2 separate regions of the Homo sapiens genome follow, and region 1 is linked to region 2. The links are chromatin loops, found by intact Hi-C in ENCODE. Cell type or tissue: mammary epithelial cell. All regions are shown on one strand. Links, peaks and the distances in the headings refer to the core of each region. The heading gives the core; the rest is flanking DNA. Region 1 has its middle 35 kb from the start of PRKCD. Region 2 overlaps RFT1 (RFT1 glycolipid translocator homolog).

Region 1 (5,372 bases), core at 71-5,070, 82 kb before region 2:
CCTGCCTGTGCCCATCGTTGCTGCCCTCTGCTGTCCCTGCCTGCCACTGGCTCACTTCTCTCTTATTGGACCCTCTGAGGACAGGACCAGGGTAGGGAGCCCTCGTGTTCTCTGACAGTTCCTGAGCAAGCCCAGGAAAAGAAGGGAGAATGTCCTGTTGTCTCTACAGGAAACATGACAAGGGAACCAACTCGCAGATGGAAGGAGCCCCCATTCCAGAGCTGTAGGCCACATCACTCAACCTCTCAGAGCCTGGGTTTGCTCACCGGTAAAAGGAGAGAGTCCCAGCCGTTTCCTCACGGGGCTGTTGTGACGACGAACTGCAGGCAACCATGCAGGAAAAGCATCAAGCACAGTGCTTGTCCCAGGGTGTTCTGACATGGGCTCTCAGGCCACACACCATGAGTGCCAGGCACAGTCATGCCTGTTGAGTGATGCTCGTCAAGGTCCTGGCACACAGCAGCCACCTGTTCCATGAAGGAATATACAAATTTGGGAACAGAGCGCAGCACTGCCCACCCTACTCACAGCTCCTGCATCTACCACCCCAGGTGAAACTGATAGAAAGCTAAACTCCCCTCTCCTAAGAAGAAAAAGGAAAAGTACCTTCCCCAAAGCTCTGAGCTTTATCCAGTACTTAATGTGGGCTGAGCAGCAAATGTCAGGGCTTTCAGAGTTATGTATTTCAGGACAGAGACAGAGAAGAAATTAGGAGTCTTTGTATTAGTCTGTTCTCACACTGCTAATAAAGACATATCGGCCAGGTTCAGTGGCTCATGCCTGTAATCCCAGCACTTTGGGAGGCCGAGGCAGGCAGATCACCTCAGGTCAGGAATTCGAGACCAGCCTGGCCAACATAGTGAAACCCCATCTCTACTAAAAATACAAAAATTAGCCAGACGTGCTGGCAGGTGCCTGTAATCTCAGCTACTTAGGAGGCTGAGGCAGGAGAATGGCTTGAACCTGGGAGGCGGAGGTTGCAGTGAGCCAAAATTGCACCACTGCACTCCAGCCTGGGAGACAGAGCAAGACTCTGTCTCTAAATAAATAAATAAGGCCGGGCACGGTGGCTCACGCCTGTAATCCCAGCACTTTGGGAGGCCACAGCTGTAGGATCACCTGAGGTCAGGAGTTCAAGACCAGCCTGGCCAACATGGTGAAACCCCATCTCTACAAAAATACAAAAATTAGCCAGGCGTGGTGGCAGATGCCTGTAATCCCAGCTACTCAGGAGGCTGAGGCAGGAGAATCACTTGAACCTGGGAGGTGGAGGTTGCAGTGAGCCAAGATCGCGCCATCGCACTCTAGCCTTGGTGACAGAGTGAGACTCCATCTCAAAAAAATAAATAAATAAAAAATAAAATAAAATAAAGACATACCTGAGACTGGATAATTTATAAAGGAGTTTTAATTGACTCACAGTTCTGCATGGCTGGGGAGGCCTCAGGAAACTTACAATCATGGCAGAAGGTGAAGCAAACACGTCCTCCACGTGGCGGCAGCAAGGAGAAGTGCAGAGTGAAGTTGGGGGGGGCGGGGAATGTCCCTTATAAAACCATCCAATCTCGTGAGAACTCACTGTCATGAGAACAGCATGGAGGTAACCGCCCCCATGATTCAATTACCTCCCACTGGGTCTCTCCCACGATACCAGGGGATTATGGGAACTACAGTTCAGGATGAGATTTAGGTAAGGACACAGCCAAACCATATCAATCTTCTAAGCCCCACTTAAGAAGCCTGATTTAGGAACTGGCGTTCAAGTTCTGAAGACTTAAATCACTGAGGCTATGTGAAGGGCTGATTCAATCTGACGACCAGACTCAAGGAGTGCCCCAAACCTCACATGTCTGGCCTGATCTGGGCTGTGCTGACTCAGGCCTGGCTCTCACCTTTGGGGGCCTTTGTCCCCATTCCTTTCCTTTGCTGCCAGGTCTTGTATTTTCAGCTGCATGTATCTCCCCCTGCCCCAGCCTAAGGAGATAAAGTGCCTGGGAGGATGGTCAGCACTCAGGAAACCACAACCAGCTCCCCAGCCTCTGACACCACAGTCGTCCGGGATCACGTGCTGGGCACAGTCAGGGTGCAGGGGGGAGCTGAAGATCCCATCCAGCTTTGAGGGAGGCCGAGGAAGGGGCAGGTGCATGGTGAGCTCATGGGCACGGTGGCTCACGCCCGTAATCACAGCACTTTGGGAGGTCGAGGTGGGAGGATTGCTTGAGCTCAGGAATTTGAGACCAGTCTGGGTAACATGGTGAAACCCCAACTCTACCAAAAATACAAAATTAGCCAGGCAGGGTGGTACATGCCTGTGGTCCTAGCTACTCGGGAGGCTGAGGGTGGGAGGATTGCTTGACAAGCCCAGGAGGTCGAGGCTGCAGTGAGCTGTGATGGCACCACTGCACCCCAGCCTGGGTGACAGGTCAAGACCCTGTCTCTAAATAAATTAATAATAAATGGGGGAATGTGGCTGTGACGTTGGAATGGTTGAATTTAGGGCGGTCCGGAGATCCTAAAAATACCAGGGGGCTGTCTAGCTGTAACCTCCACGTCTCTGAACCTCTCCAAAATGGTCACCCAGTACCTCTTTATTGAAATATTTCCCCAGGGAGTAGTGACACGAAGTGAGAAAGCCGGCGCTCCCTTCCACGGGGGTCCTCCCCTCCTGGGGTCTGCGGCCTCAGCGCCCGCGAGCCTTCTGGCCGCCAGAGGGCGCTGTAGCCCAGCTGGGGCCGCGTGCTTTCCGCACCGTTCTTCCCTAGCCACCAACCCTCCGCCCGTGGTCCTTGCGCAGGCGGGGCGCAGGTTGTGGAGGGGATGCTCGGGCCTCTGCGGGCCAAGACTGGGCCATACAGGCAGGTGACTTCGCCTTCCAGGGTGTGGCCTGTTCAGAGTAGCATTTTCTGGCTTCACCAGGATGACTGGGCAAAATGCAGATTCCCCAACTGGCTCTGCGCAGGTGGGACCGCAGGGGCAGCTTTCAAAGTACTGATGCCCGGCCCTCCACAGATCACCGAGTAAGTAGACCAGGGCAGCCTGGCATCGGCTTCCAGTGACAGCCAGGGCTGAGACCCGCTGGTTAGAACTTGACATGGTACCAACACACGCTGAATTTGGGAGCCACTGCCTTAAAGGGACTTGGGGTCTCGGCAGTCCATTCATTCATTCATTCATTCATTCATCCATTCATTCATCCATCCATCCTTCCATCCATCCTTCATCTCTGCAGCTCTTTGCTGTGCCTGAGACCTTGGATGCCCTCACGAGCTGGCCTGTGGAACCACAGGGTAGAATCTGGCTGCATCTTTGATTCTCTCAATGTCTCTTTTTGCCGATCACTTGGCCCTGCACCACTTTCCACGCCAGGAGAGTATTTAACCAGTTCCCCGGCTGCTGGGCCTTCTGCTTGCTTCCAGTTTTTCCATTAATCCATGCAGTGGTGGGCTTCCTGGCAAGCCTTCTGGGGCCCTTGGGTGAAGTTCCCAGGTAGCTCTGCCTGAAAGGCACCACTGGGTCATGAGGCGGGTGCATTTAACCGCCCACCTGCGGTCCAGTTAGAGGACTTGCACTCGAAGTGCAGTGTGCAGTGGACAGGCCTGCTCTCCTGAGCATGTTTCATCCCACCCGGGCACGGGGTCATAGTGGCTGCTGTTTCCTATGCACCTAGTGCACGCTGAGCTCATGCCCTGCACTTAGAGACATCATCACAGTCCACGGCAGCCATCATGGTAATCCCCATTTTACAGTAGAGGAATTTAGGGCACTGGGAGGTTAAGTCATTTACTGAGGTCACACAACCAGGGACATGCACAGTTCGAACCCAGGGCTGTCTAGTAGCCGAGCTCATGCTCCTGCCTCCAGGCCCTCCTGTATCCATGCTGCTCGGCCCAGCACTGATGGGGCACCCAGCTCTGTTTGGCCCTTGCAGGGTCGGGGGTAGGCTGGCTGCTGCTCAAATACCTACTTGGCAGGTGGGAGGCAGAGGGCAGTCTGCCTGCTTCAGGGTCCCCAGGTCCTAGTGAAAGTGTGGTTCAGGGCCCAGCCTTAAGAGGCATTTCCTGAGGCTGCTGGGTCAAGCCTGGCACCCACCCAATGGCTGGGAATGGGCCTGGAATGGTGTAGCCTCCCAGGCAGTTTGGCAGTGTCCCCAGCAGCTGCTTCCTGTCCTGGGCTGCTTGAGGTGGACCTCACGGGCCCAGCCCCTGTCCTTTCCTGGGCTCTGCCTGGCACCACTGAGTAGTGGACCAACAGTCCTACAAGGGCCTGCCAGAGTCAGTTCCATGAGGCAGCAGGATTAATGGTCTGGTTTTACAGATGAGGAAACTGAGGCCCATGAAGGAACTCATCGAGTGCCTGGTATGTAGGTAGCGGAGTGGAATTCAAACCCCAGGCTTCTGATTCCAGGCACCATGTTCTTCCCACCACCCTCCACTGCCTCTGGCTGATAAACAACCTATTCCCCGGTTCCACACGGGAGGAAACGGCTCGAGTTACAAGGCTCCGCTTTGGTGCTTCAGGAGGACGCTGGGAGGCTCTGAGTTCAGACACCAACCACGTTTTTGTTCTAACCTCCCTCTGAATGGCTCCATGAGGGTTCTTGGGGAATGTGTGTGTTGTGGCAGAGGCAGGGAACAGGGGGTCTCCAGGCACCTCCTCTGGGCTCCTACAGCCCCAGTGTCCCAGAACAGAGCCTATGCCATGCTGCCAGTTCCTCCACGTGTGATCCCACAGGACAAGCACTTTCTGAGGTTTTCCCTGCTGTCCTGGACACCCAGGCTGGCCCAAGGCAGAGCAGGAATTCAAGAGGAAGGTTCCTTGAGAAGATAGGAGGTGGGGAGGAGAAGGGGACATTTGGTCTCTTTGGGGAGAGTTTGGCCCCCATCCCTGCAGCCCCCTCCCTGGGCCAGCACCAGCCCCATACCATCCCACCCTCTCCGGTTGTGGAAACTTGTACCTCAGCCCAGAAAAATGAACTTGCTGGAAGTCAGTTGCTTGGCTGCCCAGGCCAGCCAATCCGGTGCTAGGAGTGCCTCGCCCCCCTCTAGGGACAGAGGGCCAGGGCTGGACCAGAGGGGCTGAAGAGCAGGCTCTGCCTGAGACCGGTGTCCCAGACAGCAGGGCGGGAACAGAAAGAGGGAGAGGTAGCGAGGGAGGCGGAAGCAATGAAAAGCCAGGAGAGGGGGAGACATGGAAACGGTGGGGAGGAGGGCAGAGCAGACACACTGTCTCCAGCTGTGCACTCTTGGGGGGATGCCGGCACCTCCTGGTCTCCTGGAGCCATTCCTCACCTGCACGACAGGCACACTGGAGCATGTCTGTCAACCTTGGCCCAGTCACTCAGCATTTTTCCACCTTTCTCTCCCACCCTGCCT
Region 2 (5,372 bases), core at 276-5,275:
CATTGACTGCATGTTTTGTGCCATGCACTACACCAAGCACTTTACATGGATTTTGTGTTTAATTCTCTTAGTAATGTATGAGATAAATACTGTTAGCTCCATTTTACAGACAAGAAAACTGAGGTTCAGAGGAGTTAAGTGACTAATCCAAAATCACATAGCTGGTTTTGGACCCACTTCTCTCCACCTTTTGCTGGGGACTAGCTTTAGACTGTGGCTTACCCCTATGTTATGTAGCCTTCCAAAAGAAATTGGCTTATTGCCCATAGTAGTTATTGTTTACATAAAGATTAGGAAGTTCCAGGTGGAACAATTCATAATTCAGGTTTATTATTTTAAAAAGAAGCCCGGGCATGGTGGCTCACACCTGTAATCCCAGCACTTTGGGAGGCTGAGCGGGCAGATCACTTGAGGTCAGGAGTTGGAAACCAGCCTGGCCCACATGGTGAAACCCCGTCTCTACTAAAAATACAAAACAGTTAGCTGGGCATGGTGGCATGCGCCTGTAATCCCAGCTACTTGGGAGGCTGAGGCAGGAGAACTGCTTGAACCCAGGAGGTGGAGGTTGCAGTGAGCTGAGATCGCACCACTACACTCTAGCCTGGGCAACAGAGCAAGACTCTGTCTCAAAAAAAAAAGAGAAAGAAAAAAAGAGGCTGGGTGTGGTGGCTCAAGCCTGTAATCCCAGCACTTTGGGAGACCGAAGTGGGAGGATTGCTTGAGCCCAGGAGTTTGAGACCAGCCTGGGAAACATGGTAAGAACCCGTCTTTACAAAACATGTAAAATTTAGCTGGGCATGGTGGCACATGCCTGTGATCCCAGCTACTCTGGAGGCTGAGGCAGGAGGATCACTTGAGCCCTGGAGACTGAGGCTACAGTAAGCTGTGTTCATGCTACTGCACTTTAGCCTGGGCGACAGAGTGAAACCCTGTCTCAAAAAAAAAAAAAAAAAAAAGAAATGAGATGATTCTGAATGCATGAACGCAGTGTATGACTTTACCATGAGCAGCATGCCTGACTTGACTCCCCAGAGCAGCTTTCTGCACTGGGGACTTCCTTAATGGAAGCTGGTCAAATAATTATATTTACTATCAATTTGACTTAATTGTAAGATTTCCCTTCCTGTTCTTGTAGAATTCCATCTTCTTTAAAGATGCTTATTTAACCTTATAATAAATTAATGATACTTCAAATAATGGCTTCCGTTTATATTCATTGACATTTCTGAGGGATTTAATATGAGAGATATGCTAATATTTAAGTAAAGCTGAGGAATTTGACTCAGCAAGCATGTATTAAACATTATTATATGTTAGGCACTGTACCAGGTGCCCTGAGTGAGGCCCCTACCCTCAGAACTTGCATGGTGATGGAGAGATAGGATCTGTACTCAACTATGCTATAGGACAGTGTGTGTCTAGCGTTATCAAAATAGAAGCACAGAGGAAGGACTGCTGAATTCCATCTAGGAACATCAAGGAAGGCTTCACGGAGGAAGCTTCTTTTGTGCTGGACTTTGACACATGGGTGGGCAGAGGTTAAATGTATATGTGTGGTAGAGATGGGCATTCGTGACCACAGAAGGAAAGAAAATTTGCTCAGTGCTTGTTACCTGCCCATCATTGTGTTGGAATTGGGAATGTAGAGATGACTGGGGTACTTAGGTTGGCTGGAAAATGGGGGAAGGGAGAGAAAGGAAAAGGTGGCGGGAAGTTATGAAGGGAAGTAAACCTGGCTGCCAGGCTAGGGTCAGGTGGCAGTGGCCTCAGTGCTATGGAGCTTGGGTTTAATTCAGGGGCAGTGGAGCCTAATGAAAGGTTTTTGAACAGCACCATGATCAAACTGTCTGTATTGAGGAGCTTGCCGTCTCTTACAGAGTTATAGTGTCTTATTTTTTTTCATTCAGTCCTCATACTGGCTCCATGAGACAGGACTTCTTATCCCATTTTGCAGATGAGAAAGCCAAGGCTTAGCAAAATTAAGTATCTTGTTCACGGCGACATTTACACTAATAATTCAAGGAACTGCAGGTCGAGCCCCAATCTCCAAGCTTGACTCCAAAGCCTGAACCTGCAATGAGAAGGATAGGCTAGAGAAAGAGTAAGAAGCAAAAAAAGCTCATTGGGAGCCTGTGGCAATTGTCCAGGTGAGGAGTAAGGACAGGGGGAGGATGGATGAAAGTGGGAGGATGGATAAAGCTGGGGCAGCATCAATAGCCCCAGAGTGACTGGGATAGGTGGAGCAAGAGGGAGAGGAAGGAGTGCTCTGTAGGGTGGAGGAGGTGACAGAGGGCAGTGGACAGGATGGTAGCCCCACACTCACCAGTGACTCTTGTCATTGTGGTAAGGATGTGGCTGATCATATCATCCTGAGTCAGAAGAGTTTGGGAAGTGGACGAGTGACTCAGGTGAAAGTGTGATGAGCCTCTGAGTTCTGATTCCAGACCTTCCCTGGAGTTACCATCCATCACCTTTTACCACCTTAGCCGCCATTTCTCCGTTAGTACAGTGAGGGCAGTGGAATGGCTTGTTGGTCAGGGTATTCCAGGGAAATTCCTGGCTATTTAGATCAGCTCATCAGTACCAACCCAGCTATTGTGAAATAGGCCTCTTTTGACCGCCCCAAGTGACACCTCCATTCTGAACCTCCATTCTGAATAGAATGGTAACAGTCCACCATATGCTTCCTCTCTCCCACCACTCAGCCCCTGCCTGCAGAAGCCGCATCTCAGATTGGATTTCCTGCCTCTGTGTCCTTAATGAGCACTTTTAGTAAGTGGTGTCACCATTCCTTCTGAACCACAGGCCCATTTAAACCAAAGGCATTAGGAAAATCAAGTATGAGCTCTCAGATTAGGTACACCATCATGATCTCATTCTCCCAAAGAACTTTGTCTTTAAAGAGCTCAATCATCTTCCCAAATCCATTCACAACCTGCAGGCAAACAGGCATCACGAGAGCCTCATGACAAGCAGCAGCCTTCGTTTCCTTTTAAAAGGGGACAGGTCCTGCTTTGCTGACCCCTGGGAGGACCACCACAGCATGGCAAGGGGTGAGGAGCAGTGTGAGAGAGAGAAGGTGCTGAAGCCGGCTGTGGTCAGAATCCAAGTCTGAAGATGACGTGGTCCCCAGTGCCCCCTAGTGGTAGGAAGTTGTCTGGTGCTCTTTGTTCCGGGGAAAGGAGATGGCCTGTTTTAAACATCTTGTGGCCCAATTTCCTTCTCATCAGGGAAGATTTACTCCTGGGCTAAAGAGATAACCTGGCATCTGCTCTAGGTTCTCTGATTCCCTGAGGGCTGCACTGTTTGGGAGGATTCACACTTGCACTCCCTGTGTCTGGAAAAAAGGCTCAGAAACCAAGGAGTAAAGAGAATGGGGGCTAGAAGTGATCCTTGCTTTCAGAGGTGCTCTAGGCTTGCCCTGTCCCAAATGTTAGCCACCAGCCACATGTGGCTATAGAGCATTCTGGAATATGGCTAGTCTGAATTCAGATGAGTCATAAATGCAAAATACATATTGGATTTCAAAGTCTTAATATGAAAAAAAATATTTTTTACAGGGATTACTTGTTGAAATGATAATATTTTGGTTAAATAAAATATATTAAAATTAATTTCACTTGTTTCTTTTTCCTGTGCACTGTGGCTGCTAGAAAATTTAACATTACATTTCTACTGGATAGCATTGCTCTTCACGGATGGGCTTTCTGCCCAGAACAGGGGCCCACATGACTGAGACAGGTTCCAGGCCTGCCCTTGGGCCCACTTCCAGAGCTGTGGCTGACCTTTTGGAGAGGTAGAGTGGGCTTGGCCTTTGTAATTCAGCCCTCCCCTCCCAAAAAGCCCTCTGAAATCCTACCATTGAGAAGTAATCACTTTGGATAATCACTACTTTTCAAAATGCAAGTACCCTAGGATTAAGAACCTAACATCAACCAGGCATGGTGGCTCATGCCTGGAATCCCAGTACTTTGGGAGCCGAGGTGGGAGGATTGCTTGAGCCAGGAGTTTGAGACCAGCCTGGGCAATGCAGCAAGACCCTCATCTCTACAAAAATTTTAAAAATGAGCCAGGCATGGTGGCACACACCTGTAGTCCCGGCTATTCTGGAGGCTGAGGGGGGAAGATGGCTTGAGCCCAGGAGTTTGAGGTTATAGTGAGCTATGATCATGCCACTGCATTCCAACCTGGGTGATAGAGTGAGACCCTGTTTCTAAAACAAAACAAAACAAAAAACCAAACACCTAGTCTAAATATTCTGGGATCCCAGGGTGCCTACAAGATAGAGGAGGGGGCCCCAGAGAGAACTGTGGGAGGTAGAAAAACAGGAGTCAGAGGATACCGAGCTCCCTGGCTGCCTTGCTCTTCCATTTTGTGCTCAGCTCCCTGGCTTTGAGGCCACCTGTCTCTTAATAGGTTGACCTCTACCCTACCTAAGTGTTTCCTTGTCCTTAGGAAATGGGCCATTTGGTGCCGCTGGGAGTTTTATTTATTTATTTATTTTTGAGCCAGATTTTCGCTCTGTCATCCAGGCTGAAGTTCAGTGGTGCCATCTTGGCTCACTGCAACCTCTGCCTTCCAGGTTCAAACGATTCTTGTGCCACAGCCTCCCAAGTAGTTGAGATTACAGACACGTAGCACCACGCCCAGCTAATTTTTGTATTTTTAGTAGAGATGGGGTTTTTGCCATGTTGGCCAAGCTGGTCTCAAACTCCTGGCCTCAAGTGATCCACCCACCTCAGCTTCCCAAAGTGTTGTGATTATAGGCGTGAGCAACCTCGCCTGGCCTGGAGTTTTAGAAGAGTCATATCAGAAATTTTATTTTCTCCGTTCCTCTGTCATACCCATTCTGAGTGGTTTACCTGACCTGCGAAGGCTAAATTTCTTTTGTAATGCAGAAGGGCAGCTCCTATACTTTGTGTAAAAGGGCCCTGGATGGCTGAACATAGCATTACAATGTGCAGTATATGGAGCAGAATTTCTTCTGCAGCCTGGCATGCTTTAGACAGTTTTTAAGGAAAGAACAAACTGTGAGCTGTACGTGTTAGCTGTGGTCAGTGTACTGTGTGGGCCCCCAAGGGACAGCAGCAATTCTTTAGGGGTCTCAGTATATGAGTCTTGGGCAGGCCCTTACAGACTTTGGCTTTGTGTTTAGTAATGTAAATTCTTCTCCAGTGTTTGTGAGATGCCTTCTGTGTGCTTAGCATTGGATGAGGATTCAGTGGAGACTATCCAAGTTGGGATTTAGAGACCAGATTGCATTTGCCTCTCATGTAGCATTGCATTCTTAGACTTGCAACGCCTGTGATGTTTTTGTTTTGTTTTGTTTTCTCTTCTAGGCGTTTATAAACTGGAAAGAGGCTAAACTGACT

What was found. A loop is a pair of places that touch in the nucleus more often than their neighbours do. Peaks named below come from ENCODE experiments on the same cell type or tissue, not always from the same donor. Only the 100,000 strongest peaks of a DNase experiment are listed, where the experiment ranks them.
Region 1: it touches region 2 in a loop (15-fold over the local background); 107 of 110 quality-filtered maps call a loop at or near these places.

The regions. Positions count from the first base shown.
Region 1 is chr3:53,193,437-53,198,808 of GRCh38, reverse strand. No RefSeq gene overlaps it. Among named protein-coding and RNA genes, the nearest start is that of PRKCD, 35 kb to the right of the region's middle. RefSeq lists a silencer at 2,699-2,748 and an enhancer at 4,342-4,636. In mammary epithelial cell, for the core only: a CTCF peak has its summit at 2,695 (motif pointing right); no DNase peak of the experiment used is centred there.
Region 2 is chr3:53,111,876-53,117,247 of GRCh38, reverse strand. It overlaps RFT1 (RFT1 glycolipid translocator homolog), which reads left to right. Exons shown (of 13, transcript NM_052859.4): 7 at 5,340-5,372. Among named protein-coding and RNA genes, the nearest start is that of RFT1, 16 kb to the left of the region's middle. RefSeq lists an enhancer at 1,715-2,914. In mammary epithelial cell, for the core only: a CTCF peak has its summit at 3,143 (motif pointing left); DNase peaks (open chromatin) are centred at 2,397 and 3,107; H3K27ac peaks cover 1,082 bases.